Linked DNA regions of Mus musculus: region 1 is linked to region 2. A link is a contact called in ENCODE Hi-C or POLR2A ChIA-PET data. All regions are on one chromosome and are shown on one strand. Each heading gives the region's core, a stretch centred on a gene start or an enhancer-like site at or near the end of the contact. The rest is flanking DNA. Distances are from core to core; before and after follow the strand shown.

Evidence for each region. A loop is a pair of places that touch in the nucleus more often than their neighbours do. ChIA-PET counts read pairs that join two places held with the same protein, here RNA polymerase II (POLR2A).
Region 1: a loop to region 2 is called in a map of mouse trophoblast stem cell, with 2.7 times the contacts of the local background. The contact joins the promoter of Hsdl2 here to the enhancer-like site in region 2. A Hi-C loop is called at or near these places in 16 of 37 maps with a recorded cell type or tissue (CH12F3, ES-E14, Patski and 5 more). POLR2A ChIA-PET finds 5 or more read pairs at or near these places in 3 of 5 experiments (Patski and embryonic stem cell).

What each region holds. Positions count from the first base shown.
Region 1 is chr4:59,579,092-59,584,517 of GRCm38, forward strand. It overlaps Hsdl2 (hydroxysteroid dehydrogenase like 2), which reads left to right and starts at 2,472. Exons shown (of 11, transcript NM_024255.3): 1 at 2,472-2,684. The coding sequence starts at 2,668.
Region 2 is chr4:59,379,414-59,384,529 of GRCm38, forward strand. Susd1 (sushi domain containing 1) reads right to left here. Exons shown (of 17, transcript NM_001163288.2): 7 at 1,448-1,545; 8 at 186-372. Among named protein-coding and RNA genes, the nearest start is that of Susd1, 57 kb to the right of the region's middle. Within about 2 kb of position 2,783, at least 1 of the 3 ENCODE cell types and tissues checked has a DNase peak (open chromatin) inside an H3K27ac peak, as active enhancers do; it is heart, where a contact is called at or near this core.

The DNA of each region.
Region 1 (5,426 bases), core at 1,222-3,721, 200 kb after region 2:
GCCATGGCTGGTCTCTCTCTCCCTCTCTCTTTCCACCTTCTCTCCTTTCTCCCTGCCTTTCTACAATAAAGCTCTAAAACCATAGACTGTCTCTGTTCACCAAGGCTCACTGTGCTTGGATGATGGGATAGGCTCTCTCCTAACGAACTGTGCCTAATTTCACGTCAGACGGCCTTCCTGTGCTCCAGCCACGGACTGGACTAAGGACACTCGCCTGCGTGGGAACCTCTCTCCCTCTGCCCTCTTCTTGTATCCCTGGGGCTGAGAGTGTTGTCCTGGGGCCCCTATTCTTTTCTCATCTCCTCTGCTGTATCCAGTGTGGGATGCCGGAGACTGAGAACCTGGTATGGGGGCTGCCCCTTGTCCACCACCCGCCTAGCTGGGATCAGTGGCTCCACACAGCCAGACACCCATGCAGGGCCACGTGGAAAGGGTACGGCAGTCCTCCCCCATCTGCCCGCCCATCTGCCCGCCCAGAACACAGGAACTCTGGTTCGAGGCGGGCTCTCTCCCTCGCCCCTCTTTCCCTACACCCACGCCCCACATTTCTCCACATCCTTGCTAGCATCTGCTGTCACCTGAATTTTTGAACTTAGCCATTCTGACTGGTGTGAGGTGGAATCTCAGGGTTGTTTTGGTTTGCATTCCCCTGATGATTAAGGATGTTGAACATTTTTCAGGTGCTTCTCAGCCAAAGAATTCACTGCTACCAGACAAATATACAGACCATTCAGTAAAAGCAGTCAAGGGCCAAAGGAACATTTTAAACTGTCCATATCTCTCTGAAACATTTGGAATTTACAAAGACAAACTGGCTACTCACACCTCCTAGGTAAGGACAGAGATTTTGTTCCTTTCTACCTGCTGTTTCTTCTCACTTAAGAGGTACTAATATTTGTTGAATAAGTACACTCTTCTAGAATCATCAATAATCATTATTATAGGTTACAAACTCACGTGTCAATAGCTAATGGTCAAGGTGATAAAAGGGTAAACAGCCACAGTTTAATAATACGTTTTTATTTGAATATTTAATTAGGGCTAGAGAGATGGTTCCCTGGTTAAGAGTGTTGTGCCCAGATTGTAAAAATCCCAAGGAGAGGACCAGGAATCATACCCCACTGTAATCGCATGAGGGTCTTTATTTAAGCTCGAGCTTGGGCCACCAACCTTCCTGACAGAACAGGAAAGAGTGAACCCCCAGGCCTAAGTAAAGGGGGTTTATAAAGAAAAAAACCCGCAAGCGGGTTTTTGTGTTGGCAATATAGGAGAGGGTAAAGGAATGCTGTCCTTTAAACCTGATAACATTTGTTCAGACAGCAGGGCAGAACCGTGTAGCTGAAAAGGTACCTTTCTGACCTGGGAAGAGTAACTTGTGCTATCAGAACCGCTTCTGATATGTTTACAACCGGCCACAGCTGTCTGGGAACGTTTGTCTCTTTTTCATAGTCTAAGAGTGGGCTATTATCATTTCAAGGGTATTGGCTTCGGTTTCCTTCAACAGCAAGGAGCCATCTGCACTGTGAGAAATGTTGGTTGTTAATCAAAAGGGGTCGAGTTTAAGTGACGTGGAGGCTAGGGTATGCTGCTTTTCTTTTGTTCTCAAGGCTGGCATTTGCCTTTCCCCACCCCCCGCGGGGGTGGGGGTATCGTCAGGGAGAGGGAGGGAGTAATAACTGCTCTAGCTGCGCAGGGTCAGGAGAGTGTAGGATTTGATGTGCAGGTTTCTCTTGTCTGAGCACTGGCTGCTCTTCCAAAAGATCCAGCAAGTTTGACAATTAGGAGAGTATATACCTACCTGTCTTAAGTTGTTTTCTGAACTAAGCTTTAGATAACAACCTCGTTAGCATCTTTTTCTCCCGCTACAAAATACAAAACAATTTCATTTCCTGGGTAGCTCAGTTAGGTATAACTCCAAGAACGAAACTGAATCCCAGACTCGACCTCATTCCGGCATTCATTCCAGGACTGAGGATTCCTTCTCCAACCTTGATTTCTGTGGCCCGGATCATACGATGAACGCTTGCGGGAGACCTTTGCAAAGATCTCTTCCAGAAACTCCTGTCTCCAGACACTGGAGGTCAGGCTAAATTTAGATTCAGTGGCAGCGAAAATGAGAGTGACCGGCTTCTGCAAAAAGCATTTTTCAGATGTCTACAAGTGTTCTTCGGAGAGAGCGCCTTGGCTCGGGGACAGACAGGGGAAAACGACGCCCAGCACCCTCAAGTCAGTCCCCGGAGCGCCCCTCAATCCGCCATCTGGCTGGCTGGGAGCCGTCGATGCGCCGAACCTAGGCTGAGGAGGAAAAGCCTACGTAGTAATGATGCTCTAGACACGCCAGTGGCCCACAGGAGAAACTGATTGTCACCTACAGACTCGGGAAAGGGGCGGGGCGGAGGTGTACTCCAAAGCGCCTGCGCAGAGCGTTGGTTTCCTGGGTGTCGTTTGTAGAACTGCGGGAAGAACCGCCCAGTGCCCGGTGTGCGCAGGCGCACACCGTCTTGTAAGCTCTCGGTCTTGTAGGATCTCGGTCTTGTAGGAGGGCCGGTCCCCGAGCGGGTCTCGGGGCGGGGCCCGGGGCGCGGCTAAATGCGGAGAGAAAGTTCGCCTGTCACTCACAGCTCGCTGCTGTTCCACTGCCACCAAGTTCTCTGAACTGCGAAGGTCATGCTGCCCAACACTGGGTAAGAGGACGGGGGTGGGATGGGGTCAGGGGCCAGTCGGCAGGTCGCCGGCGCAACCCAGAGCCGCGCGCTCTGGAACACCGGTTCGCGGAAAGATAGAGTCGCTGGGACCTGCGCATGCACGAGAACCCAAAGTTCTGTACTACTGAGACTCAAAAGTTGTACACTGCAAGGGGCAGTGGTGTCAGATACTCCACGGGGAAAGGTCGCGAGCGTAGGTGTCCCCGACGACCCGTTGTAGCCCCATCTCGCCTTTAGCTTGGCCTGGTGACAATGTTGCTTTCATCTTCTAGGCGAAAGGTCGCTTGAGACAGTGACTTCAGATTTTCTGTTTGTATGCTTGATTGTAGAATAATAGAAGAATGGTGTTTTGAAAATGGTTTTCAAGTTAGTAGCGAGTTAAAATGTTACAATACGAACATTTCTGGTAAGGGGTTTATTTATTTATTTTACTTAAAAATGAAGTATATTTATCCCAGCCTAGCCAGGTGCGGTGGCGCCTGCTTTTAATGCCAGCACTCAGAAGCAGGGTCAGAAGATCTATTGATTCGAGGCTGTTCTGGTCTACATAGTGAGTGTGCTAGGCTCACTCTGTCAGCAAACGCTACAGAGTTAGAACCTTGTCTACACCCCCTCCCCCAAGCCCACTTATATAGAGACACAATTGTGCAGCCAGTCACCAGGACTTTACAAAATCAAAACAAATACCCATTAAACAATGTTCTTCCCGATTCTTCTTGCCCTTGGTTCCTGCTGAACTCAGGTAGGTCCACTATGTTCTATAAAGTTTATCTTAAGCAGAGTGACAAGTTAAGCCCATTCTGTAATTAGTTTGACACATATAGACAGCTAAAAGACTTAAATAGTTCAAAAGGGTATAAGTCTCTTTAAAACTCCAGTTTCTTTCTGTTTGTATTTTTTGTACTTATCAACATATTTTGTATACCTTACAGGGATACCTTCTTTTTAGAAAATAGTAGCAAACTCCATTTTGGGCTTGCTGTTTTTACCTGACATGTCTTGGCACATACTTAGGTTTCCAGTACACACAGCTTGTCTTTGTCCTCTTGTTTTGTTTGTTGTTGTTGTTTTGAGACAAGGTTTGTCTGTGCCCTAGCTATCCTGGAACTCTCTCTGTAGACCAGGCTGGTCTTGAACTCAGGGAGTTCCTCCTGCCTCTGCCTCCCCAGAGTTGAGATTAAAGGCATGAGCCTGTCCTTGTCCTCTTTAATGGTTGCAAACTATTATTGAAGACCATTATGTACTTAACCTGTTTCCAATTGTTGGATATTAAGTCATTTCCAGCTGTTTGTTATCTTTTTCTTGGTGGTGTTTTATTCTATCTTTGCTTCCATTATTATTCTTTTGTTTTATTTTGGTTTGAATTGAATGTAAACGGGGCTGGTGAAATGGCTCAGCGGTTAAGAGCACTGACTGCTCTTCCGAAGGTCCTGAGTTCAAATCCCAGCAACCACATGGTGGCTCACAACCATCCATAGTGAGGTCTGACACTCTCTTCTGGTGCATCTGAAGACAGCTACAGTGTACTAATGAATAGTAATAGATAAATCTTTTTTAAAAACTATTTAAAAAAAGAATTGAGTGTAAACCTGGCTGTCTTTGAACTTGTGATTTGAACCAGGCTGGCCTTGAACTCACAGACATTTGCCTGCTTTTACCTCCTAGGTGCTGGGATTAAAAGTCTGTGCCACCATGCCTGGCTTTACTATCCCTCTATGTGTCTGTTTACACATAGATGAATATACTATCTGGGATAAATTCTTGAAAGTGAAATTGCTAGAACCAAGGGAATATATTTTAAAAATTTTTGATACTACAAGACAGACAGGTATTCACCACCAAAAGAATTGCACCATCAAAAGTGTTATTGAGAGTACTGAGCCCAATCTAGCCAGTCACAGGTTCTGAAGTTTGAAAAACTAAAGACCCTAGAATAGCCTGAAAGGGGGAAAAAGAATGAAGTGAACTGGCTTTTCTGGATATTAAAGTGGTTTATAAAACTAGAGTAATTAAAAATAGTTCTAATACAGACTAAGTAAATTCTTTGGGAACCCATCCAGTGGCGGGGGGGGGGGGGCTCTTCATTATAGTTAAAATTTGTATTATTTTTTCACTAGTGAAGGTGAGACAGTTTGGCCTCCAGAAGACATTTGGCAATATCTAAGGAGACAGAGTATCATAGCTGAAAGGGGATGCCAAGTGGTGGAGCCCCTAGATGGATGTAAACTACTTACAAGCAGTAAACATCCCCTGATAGTGGAACTGTCTAGTTCAAAGGGTCAGCTCTGCAGAGACTGAGAAAGTGTGGTTTAAAGCCATTTCTGTATCTTTTTACTGACCTGGTTTAACCAGCAAGGTGTCTTTGTCATTGTGCTGTGAGACCTGGGACAGAATCCAGGGCTTCGTGCATGTTCAGGCGAGCACCTTTTCAGTCTCTTGGCCCCGAGAGAGCTAGCACCACCAAAAGTTTTGACTGGTCTCTGAGAACTTGTGTATTTATTTGAGAAATCTTTTCTTTTACCATGTTTCACAAGTTTTTTTTTTTTTTGAGTTTTCTTATAGCATTGACTATGGTCCTTATTAAACATGAATAAATATGCTTCCTCAAAGTCAGGATCATCACTCTGACCTTTGAAGGCTGCTTTGTTTCTGGGATGAGCCTGTAAGACCACACAAAGATCTTTTATTTTAGGTGCTATTCTGATGTCTTAGTCTTACGCT
Region 2 (5,116 bases), core at 1,533-4,032:
AGTTGCCAGCGCCATTCAGCTGGACCTCAACAGAATAAGAATTTTTCCTACTACGCCTACTCTGGCTCTACCCACGGAGTAGCTTCATCCCTCTGCCCACACCAACAGAAATCCCCTCCCCTCTTGGTTCTCCACATCTGTGCTCAGGACTCCCCAGGAGGAAATGCCTCTTTCCCTTTACCTACCAGGGGTCTGGAAGCCAAGGATGGCGGGCACAGAGCGCCTGGGAGGGGCTGCAGAAATGCTTATGGTGTAATTGGTTCCTTGTTGGAGGTGCAGGCACACTTCTGGGGTTCTGCTGTCTGTGGTCACATTGACTGTCTCCTCATAAACTGATTCCGCAGCATCCGGCTGCTGTCTTTCAACGCGTATCTTTAGAAGAGGAAAGACAAGAGAATCCACCATGACTCCAGTCAGAATAACGGAGGCTTTATGGTGCTGAGCGCTGTTTCTCTGAGGGTCCCATCTTAGATACTATGTAACCCCGGAGTTGAATAACCACGGAGGAGAGAGAGGGCCTGCTCTGCCATCAGGTACCTGAGGACCAGGCCTAATCATCCCAGGAACCAATGAGACCTAAGCTGAGACAGAAGTGAGAATTCATGGCTCTTCTGACCACAAAAGATCAACAATAAAAGGAAGTTCTCCTGCCAAATCAGCACGTGCGTCCAGCCTTCTCTGGGGCAGGAAAGCACAAGTGCTTGGAAACGAGCAATAAAGAGAATGCCAAACAGAAATGCCAGTCCCACACTCATACCTGGTCAGATGGCATACATGCTAGATGTGAAATATGTGTATAGCTCAAAAATCCCACCCATTTTTTAAAACAGGGCAATAGAACCAGAAAACAATTAGACTGACTAAGAACCTTCATATTTCTCATTGAAACCGTATAGCTGGAAGATAGCAGCACTAAACAGTGTGGTTTAGTTGGTGTTTTCCTAGTTATAGAAGCATCATTGGTTTGCCTTCCACCATGGTCACCTGCGTGATAACAGTGTTCACGGCCTGCTAGAGAAAACAATTCTTTTCTAAATGAATGGAGGTTGAAAGCATCTTCTAACCTTGTCTTGGCCTTTGTGTTGGCTCTAACTGAAACGTTGATGTGTGTTTTCAAGAATCTCTGTTTAAGAAGATGTGCCAAGGAACGGAGACTTGCATATTCAAGCAAGAGTCTACACCAGCTTATACCAAGTAATTAACTGTGTGCTGTTTCATGAGTTACACTATCTGTAGCTTGTTACTATACATTTGCAAACAAATATGGTTTCACTTTGTGTGACTGAAGGAAGGAAGAGGAGCCAGCAGAAGGAAAGGAAGGAGATGGTGGGTGGTGGGGAAGGAGGAGGGAAAATGGGGGAGGGGAAGTGAAGCGCCTATAGGCAAGTTCTTTTGGCTCATATTTCCATTTCTGCATTTGCAAGGTAAAGCACCTCCCTTTGCTTACCAAGTACACGATCCTGGCGTTCACTCTCTCTGGACTTATTTGCCATCTCACACAGGTGTCATTAAACACCAACACATCATGAATTTCTATCATTATTTCTAGAATAGAAAAATAAATAAATAAAAGAATTGACACATGAACCTCAACCATGGGCTTTGGGGAGCTCCTGGTGGACTCGGGGCCTCTGTCCAGCTGGTATCTCGGCTGCTCACCAGTCACGCGCTGGTTCGGATGCTGAATTGAGCAATTCAAGCAATCCCAGATGGTTCATCATGAATGAGCCTGGCCCATTGCCTGACCAGGCAAAAAAAGGAAAAGATTCCTGCCTGCGGGTGGGGAAGGGCTCCAACTGTGATTAGTCTGATGGGCCACTGGATGCCACTGCTGTTCCACTCAGAGGCTGCAGCGAGGCCCAGAAATGAGCTCCGACTGGAAGCTTCCTTAAGGCATACAGGAGAGAGCTACTGCTCCTCGCTCCTCTCAGCCTGGGTGGTAGGCATTCACTCAGGTGACTGCAGAATCCCAAGGGGGAAGTGGCATGTGTTACCATGAAGGACGGTCCCTCAGGTGAAGCTTGGGGCAAAGAAGTAAGTTCTCCACAGAGTTCCTGGTCACCCACGGTCTCCTCTAGCAGAAGCCATGGGATCCTGATCTGGTGAGAAGCCAGATTTCTCCCACTTGTGCTGGTTCTAAAAAACCTTGCACTTCAGTGATGACTCTGGCAGTGTGGGAAAACACTCGACTCCCTTAAGTAGCACAGTTTCCAAGGGGCGCTGCTATCCAACTACTTAAAAGTTGTTCAGCATGGCATGGGGGAACCTACCTTTTCACTTCTTAAAGTCAAATCTCTGACAGATAACTAAAGCTATTTCTCTTTGCAAATGGCATGATCTTAGATGCAGACACCTAAAGAATTCAAACCCTAAAAAACAAACAAACAAACCCATAAACCTATGAAGGCCAGGAAAGGAGTCCGGGAATGATGCAGGACATAAGGTAAATATGCGTTTCTGTACACTAGGAACAGATGATTAAAGGATAATAAAACAACTTTCTTTTACAATAAGATCAAAAAGGAGGGGAAAAATAACAACAAATACCCATTTTAAGTTAGGCATTGCTCTATCATTCCTGGAGACAAGAATTGCCATTCCATCCAAAAAGAATATTCCATGACCCTGTTTGAGCTTTCCTGCGGAGCCAGACACTTCCCAGGTTCTTAAGTCTAATGTATGCCAGCCCTGCATACACCTTGGCAACGTGACTGTTTCTTGCCTCCTGCTCTGGGGTTTCCTTTCTGTGGCTCACGCACTCCAGCACATGCAGCCTGGAAGGGGAGAGGAGTTAAATCCCCTGGGGATCGGCACTAGTGAACCAGCTATTGCCCTTTTTGTCCCTGGAGGCACTGTCATAAGTGACTGAGTTTCCACAGCCTTTCAGAAAGTTGTATCCGCAGTGGAGCAGTGTCCCGTACCCAGAGGAGATCCAGATGCTGCCGCACCGCCCTGCCCAGGGAGACCCGGATGCTGCAGCGCCCTCTACCCAGGGAGACCCGGATGCTGCAGCGCCCCGCCCCCCGCCCCCTCAGAGAGTCCAGGATGTTGTAGCATCCTCATACTGTTTCTTTCTTTCTCTTAGTTAGTTCTGTTGGTCCCCAATCCTGCTTCCTGAGTCTTTACTCCCCATTAATGTAATAATACGCACTTCTGGTTCTGTTTGGGGAAAAACTAACTCAAGACCGCCATCAAGATAAGTGAGAAGAGACTTACCACACAGGCACAAGGAGTTGTGTCTGAGCCTCAGACCCGATGTTCATTTGTTTCCTGTTCACTTATTTATTTACTGTAATCAGCTTGATGGGCCACTAGATACCACTGGAATCTACTCTGGGATGCTGGAGCGAGGCCCAGAACTGGACTTAGCATTATATGCTTACACTAGGAAAGTGGAGACTGATGGATAGATCCCTGTCCCATCTAGTAGGTGAGATCAGAGTAGTGAGAGATCTCATTTCAAAAGCCCAAGTTTGGTTCCCAGCACCCACACCCACATCAAACAGTTCACAACCACCTATAAGATCAGCTCCAAGGGATTTGACACAGGCACCTCTAGTCACTGCACACAGACACATCATTAAAAATAATAAAACTTTTTAAAGTTAAAAAACAAAACAGATGGCTACCGTGGAACAATACCCAAAGTTGACCTCTCTGGCTTACACACACACACACACACACATACACACACACACACACACACACACACACACACACACACACACACACAGGGGGAGGGTGGAGAAATGAGAATGATAATTCAATAATTCTTTACCTCAGGAAATGATACACCATTGATACTCCTTTTATTGGCTAAGAACAGATTTAGCCACCATGAGGAACAAGGAACCTGGGCCGGAAACACCCGTAGGTTAACATAATTCTCTTGTACAGAACCAAGGTCAGCTTTGGATTCACCTGGACTACTGAAATGGTCACATGTCTGCATCGCACCACACTTGTTTTTTTGAGTAAATCCAAGTCATATATTAGTAACGGAAAATAAATTGAGGCTGAGAAGAAAACACAAATTTCTACAGAGACATCAGAGTATCAGCTATGAAGCCTAAAAAAATTCATAGGTTTCTACATCAATATTCCTCTTCAGAACATAATAATGTGGTTTAAAAAAAAAAGAATACAGTTGTCAGCAGGAAAAACCAAAAACAAACAAACCCCAGACAAACAAACAAATAAACAAACAAAGTAATGGCCTTGTTCTTTCGTCTCCTTGGTTAGCAAGGGTGATGCTGATTCCAGTCAGTCCATCACTGGATAAACTTCAAGTATAACTGGCCACATCTGTGGCTGCCCATTAAAGTCCAGGACTTTTAACATCCCTGCTCCCTCAAACAGCCTTCTGACGGTAACTCAGCAGCTGGTGCAGAGGGAGCAGAGGTATTTCCCCCTTCATCTTCTCCCTCAATTGCCAATAAAGCAAACAGCCTTCCTATTCGGGGTGCCTGTGTCATCCAAGTGGAGATTAGAAAAGGGTTTCCTTTCTTGTTCTTCCTTTCTGCTCGTTCACTATGACAACTGTAAATGACATCTCAAAGATGCCATCTGCCTGTAGCCTGTGCCATGTTCTGCACAGATGGGACCCAGATCTGATTATAGCGATGCCAGATATTCCATCCCAAAGAGAAGCCTACCCAAGCTGATGTCTTCCCCCATCAAGTTCTACAAACAGATTGAAAAGACTTTTTTTTTGTTTTTTTTTACAAAAATCCCAGGTGTCAAATGCCTGCATTAATGCTGCCCTTTGAATATACAACACTTGGCAAAATGTACGCTAATTCTAACTATGCCATTAATTGAAAAACGCATAGGGACTGACAAGATAATTCAGTGGATAAAGGCACTTGCCAGCAAGACAATGACCTGAGTTTGATCCCCAAAACCCTGAGGAGGAAACATACTCTCACAAGTTGGATTCTGACCTCTACACGTGCACAGTGGCATACATGCACCTACACATACACACAACCAAGTAAACAAATGCCATAAAAATTGAAAACAAGGAAAAAAGAAAAAAAAACCATACGAAAGTCTTTTTCGGACTGGTGTCCTCTTCCATTTACTGCCCATGATTTACAGAATTGTTACTGGATGG